Linked DNA regions of Homo sapiens: region 1 is linked to region 2. The links are chromatin loops, found by intact Hi-C in ENCODE. Cell type or tissue: endothelial cell of umbilical vein. All regions are shown on one strand. Each heading gives the region's core, and the rest is flanking DNA. Links, peaks and the distances in the headings are about the cores only.

Evidence for each region. Peaks named below come from ENCODE experiments on the same cell type or tissue, not always from the same donor. Only the 100,000 strongest peaks of a DNase experiment are listed, where the experiment ranks them.
Region 1: it touches region 2 in a loop (4-fold over the local background); 2 of 110 quality-filtered maps call a loop at or near these places.

The regions. Positions count from the first base shown.
Region 1 is chr3:69,947,119-69,950,044 of GRCh38, reverse strand. It overlaps MITF (melanocyte inducing transcription factor), which reads right to left. Exons shown (of 10, transcript NM_001354604.2): 6 at 877-994. Among named protein-coding and RNA genes, the nearest start is that of SAMMSON, 51 kb to the left of the region's middle. In endothelial cell of umbilical vein, for the core only: a CTCF peak has its summit at 1,575 (motif pointing right); a DNase peak (open chromatin) is centred at 1,604.
Region 2 is chr3:69,424,191-69,427,116 of GRCh38, reverse strand. It overlaps a transcript of FRMD4B not described here. Among named protein-coding and RNA genes, the nearest start is that of FRMD4B, 40 kb to the right of the region's middle. In endothelial cell of umbilical vein, for the core only: a CTCF peak has its summit at 1,660; a DNase peak (open chromatin) is centred at 1,696.

The sequences.
Region 1 (2,926 bases), core at 133-2,632, 520 kb before region 2:
CTCTTTTCACTCAAATCCATGGTTTTTAAAAAACATCTTTCTCCTGCTTATTTTCTAAAAAAAATTTTTTTAAGACATCCTTGACTGGAACAGGAATTCTCTGTACCAAATCCATATTCCATATTCTCAGTCTGTTCATCCAATCCTGCAGGATGCAAGGATCAAATAATAAAAAGAGGGGTGTGGTAAGGGCCATAAAATTCACCATGGTAGAATGCCAGTTCTAATATAGTTTCCGCCATGTTTTAATGACCAAATAAATGCCTTCCCTAAAGCATTAAGCAAAGTAGAGAAATAAGTAATTTCACACTTGCCTCAAGAACAAATAATATCCATTGCTCCATTTTATAATTTTTTCCCCTCTGTGTAATAAATCTTTTGCACACAATACAGCAAAAGACAACAGGAGGCATCTGAAGATGTGAGAAATATATTCTTATGCTATCCCAATTGTGGGCTTGAATGTGTGTCAAAGGAAAATTCAGATCTGGGTTCTCAAATGCAAATGCCTCTAGGGGCTTGTTAGAAACATACATATCAGGTAGGGTGGAGACAGTTACAGCTGAAAGAGTTGCCTACTATCCCCAACACAAAGGGGACCTTCACCACACACACAGTGATTGGTGACATGCAGTAATGGTGGCCCCGATTCCCAGTATCTCAGGAGATTTTCAAGGATCTCCTTGAAAAAAAACAGAATTTTCAAGTATAAATTCTCCGTCTTAAAATATTGCATAATGTTTTAACCACTGCAGAGACCTATAAAAGTTACGTCCATGAGTTGGATATAGTTTGCACATCACTATATCAATAACTTTGTCTTATCAGGAAATGGACAGAAATCTGCAGTAAGAGGCACATTTACTAGGTGTTTACCTGTGAGCTCCCTTTTTATGTTGGGAAGGTTGGCTGGACAGGAGTTGCTGATGGTGAGGCCTGGTGGGGGCAGACCTTGGTTTCCATAAAGATCAATCAAGTTTCCCGAGACAGGCAACTAGAGAGAGACAAACAGTAACAGAAATTAACTGTTGAACAATTCCCATGTTTTTTCAGATAAAACCTATATCCTACTCTAGGATTTATTTAAGAAAAATTATTTGATACAAAAAATCATTTTTAAAATAGGAAAATATGAGATGTTTACTTTTTCATTCACAGGTATTAAAAGAGAGGTACAGGATCTCCTCAACCAGTTCCCTTTGAGGCAGGAAAGTACAGTCTCACACCCATAAAATGACTACTCTAACTAGCCAGTCAGTTTATTTTGAGCATGGAGGCAATGAATAATGTGGTGAATGCATTATCTAGTACAACTAGTAGCAAACAGTGGGTGTTCAGGAAATGTTGGCTATTATTGTAAAACAGGATTGTATATAAAATGACCTTTTCACCAAATAGGACTTTCCATTAAAGTTAATTTTGTTCCTTCCTTCTCGTATCCACCTCTTCTTCTCACTTTTTCTTTTACAAGGAAAAGCAATGAAAGTTTTTTTTTTTTTAATTGGAAATGATTTCCTTATTGCTAGAGAGAAAAAGCGTTTCCTTGAAATTGAAATTTTCCACAAAGCCACAAGAGGGAGCCCACAGACTTTAAAAGAGAGCAAAAATTTACACTTTCAAGAGAATAATAATAAAAAAAAAAAGTAAAAGAAATATTTAGCCTTCCCCAAGCTAGCGTCAGAGTTTTTCCTCTAGTTCTGAATGGGCTGTTTTAAAGCAGCGAGTCCTCCTTTGGTTGTGTATGTGCATTTCTTGGTAACTAGCTGGTTGCAGCAGTTTATAGGCCTGTTTTTGTAGAAAAGGCCCAAGTTGATCTCCCTTCCCATGCCCTGAAATACAGTTTGAAATAGTAACTATGGAGAAATCGTTGACTGACCTCACTCCTTCCACTGCAGACACGTACCATTACTAGATTGATTCAAACAATTTCTATAACCATGATTACTGGGTAAGACTTTAAGTCGTTTAGCCCTCCCATTTCTTGATTACACATGGAATTGTATTCTACATCTGAGAAAAGTACATTCAGAAAGCATTTAGGTGTGATTAAAGTGTTTAGTGACTGAGAAGTATCTAGTAAAAACTGTATTCAACAGAGTACCTTGCATCCTCTCCAATGACCACTAACATACAGATGAAAATATACCACAAAATACAAGTCGAATGTGCTTCCCCTCATTGATAACCATTGCATCTATTTCTGTGATAGCCTCTAAACATATACTCTATGAATTAAACCCCTAGCTAAAGAGATTTGGGTGGGAGGCAATGGACATGGAATAAGATACTTCTTGATGGGTGAATCAGACACTGGCTCGAACAGAATTGGGGTAGGCAGGGAGGACAGACAGACCAGCAGAATACAACTCCCTCTTTTGCTCCTTTTTGAAAGCAGCGTTTATAGTATATGCATAAAACCTAATACACATACCCCCATACACAGGCACAAAAATAGACATCGTGGTCATTTAAAATGCCCTTGTATGGTATTTCAAGGCCCTCTAACTAAGGAATTGATAAAAAGTGACTTTGATTATTAGCTGTCATTTCACTAAGTGGTTTTAGTTGAAATAGGTTACCTTCTCAGGGTCAACCTTGCTCTGTGTGTGTTTAGTTTTATTCTTGTCCAATTTAACGCAAAGTGAAAGGCACTCACATGTTTCAAAACAGCCCTGTAAAGTACCAGAAAGACTAAACTTATACAGCTGCCATGATGTCTGGTAACTCCTTGGATTCCAAAGCTTTATTCCCCTATCTTTTGAGAATTTTGGATTTTGGGAAAACGTTGAGGTTTTAACAAACCAAGAATGTGACTTGAAAATTCAAAGCAATAAGCTAAAAGAAAAATTATTCCACTTGCTCTAGAAAGGTAAATCACACATATGGTTTTCATAGGCAAATTGTATGCAAAACTCACTGTGTTATT
Region 2 (2,926 bases), core at 276-2,775:
TTTCCCCTCCTTTTATATTCTGACTAAACACTGACAAAACTTAATTTTCTCTCAGCACACCTGAGACAGGCTGACATTTTTCAAGTAGACTTTGCTTAAAACTTTTAAGGGATGAGTGAAAGAAATAAAAAAATAAGAATCCCTATAAATAGTCACATTTCCAAAATCTATGAGGCTGAGCCAAAGAAATAGCAAATCTACCAAGCTCTGTTGTACCAGTATGGAGAACAAATTCTCAGCCATATTGCTTGGCTCTTTTTCCCTCCTGTTTCTCAGCCAAGTGGCCTTTCTGTCATCTCAGCCCCTAAGCGCATCTGTGGGCTTATCTTATTACATCTGAGGATAAATCCCATAGACCCTGTGTTTTCACGGTTAAAATTATTTTCTGATTTAAATATCCTGGGTCTGCAGTGTGATCTTTCCTCTCAGTCCTAGCTGGCAGCTCTGAGATAGCTCTGTGGTAATGAACAAATATGGCACTCCTGTGAATCTTCTAGTCCTAAGAAAAGCAACTATGCAGTTAATATGCTCCCCTCCTTTCCTCTGCCAGGACAGACATTATTAATCAACACAGCACCCTTTCTTTGTAGAACTCAGAACGGGTCTCACAATACTTCCTGAAACAGGGCTCCAGGCAGGCATTACCAATAGGTTGGTATTAACGTGAGAAAACTCTAAGGCTAAGTCGTAAATTCCTTCCACTTCTGGACTATTCTCTGTTGACTGTCTTTTGAATGTTAATCTCCGTAATCCTTTACCCAACACACACACATGCACACACACACACACACACACGCTTTTAAAAGTTTGTTTCAAATCCACAATAATGAAAACCTATTCATTACAGCCCCAGCATTTCCTTATTCATACCTTATCCTTAGCAAACTATATGGGTGCAACACCTGATTTAAAGAGAAGGGCTGTTACATCCCAGCATATGCCAGAAGCTCCACACTTAGCCCATTCTGTTGTTTAACTTTGGATTCCTATTGATAACATGGCATATGCCCTGTTTTAAAATTAGCACTTGCTTAGAGTTGCCTTTGTGTGAGGTATTTAGGAAATGGCCTGTGTTCTTGATCAATCTTTAGCAAAAGCTGTGGTATTAAAGCTATTAAAAGGCCTAACCTGTTATGGTAGACTTTGAAACTAATTATCACCTGACGGTTCATTTCTTTTTAATGCTGAAAGCTTATTTTAGCATTAAAGAATAAGAGGGTAATATAGTGTAGTCATTAAGCATACGCTCTGGAGTTAGATGAGGTTCAACTCTTGGCTCCCCCACTTACTTGGGCTTTGGGATCTTTGGAGAGTTACTAATTAATCCTTTTAAGTCTTCTGAAAAAAAAGATAAAAATAATACCTATCTTATTGTGGTGCTTTTATAAAACATTATTGTGCATCTACTTTGTACCAAGTGCAAAACATCACAGTGAGGATTGAATGAATTGGGAATTTACTTCACCTGGCATCAAGATGGAACTATTAATCTTTTAAAGCCCTTTTATGTTTCAGCTGAAGCCATCACGAAAGGTAGGGGCAAAAGAAGACATGCATGTTATTGAATTGCAGATCGATTAGAGATGAGATTTAGGTGGAGGCTGGCCAGCAGGGTCCATATTTAATTTCTCAGTTGTGCATTGGAAGTGAACTTTCCCCCATGGGCAGTAGGGTGTGCTGTGTGAACAGGATAACTACTTCTAGCACTAGTTTCAGGTGAGAGTGTCTCTCTTCACTTTTGGGGAGTGTGTTCGTGAACTAATGAGCAGCAAGTTCCACTTTGCTGTTAGTTCTCTAGCTTCTGTTTCTTGTGAACTTTAACTCCATGCACGTTTCTTATGGCAATAGAATTGATTAACATTTACTGCATGTCCTTTCTGGCCAATGCAGTGTTGAAATGAATTTACTGTGTAAGAAGGAGGTGACGCTAATACACTGGATATTGTTAAGAAGGCATCATGGAAATACTATATAAATTAACTACTGATAAGAGATAATAACACCATGAAAAACCATGGAAGAGATGAAAGCCTTTTAAAACACTAATAGCACATCACCTACCTTCCTATTTGCCTAAGTCACTGTCTGGCTGCAGAGAAGTAAGCAGAGGTAAAGTACATAAAAGCAGAGGGTTGCGGGTAGGTAGAAATAAAAGGCTGTTATAGTTCAAGTCCTAATTACCAAAGGCTAAAGATAAGGTCAACAGCACCTGTGATTTTTCTATATTACATCTATATAACTTGTTATTTAGAATCTTACATTCATTATTTTAGCTTTGCCTCTTGAAATCAGCTTCAGAATTACCTTCCTAAGCAAATTTTAAATTCATCTTTGAATTTTTAAAGAAGTTGCTTTTTTATTTAAATCCCATATTGGGATTTAAGGTAGTCAACATATATCTTACCTCAATTCTTTTGTCTTATAAAAGTAATTCTGTTTCTGCCAATCTAATAGGAGAAAAAATATCTCATTTGTTTAATATTTATTTCCGACTATCAGTGAAGGATTTTTGTATATTTATTGGCTGTTTGTGTTTCTTATGAAAATTGCTTATTCCCATCCCTCTTTGTCTGTGGATTTGCTTCTTATATTAGTAAGCTAAGAGAGAAACCACTCAGAAGTGACAGACTAAGGCACATGTGCCTTAATAATACAATCCTGGCTGTGCTGTGGCTTTCACCTGTAATCCTATCTCTTTGGGAGGCCAAAGCGGGAAGATCGCTTGAGTCCAGGAGTTCGATGCTGCAGTGAGCCATGATCACACCACTGCACTCCAGCCTGGGTGACAGAGTGAGACCTTGTCCTTTTAGTGTCAGTATACAGTCAGTTCTCATTATTTGAGGTAGTTATATTCAGTAAAGGCATCATGAACACCAAATTAGCAAATACTGAAACATCACACCTAGGGGGAAATAAGTTATGCTGC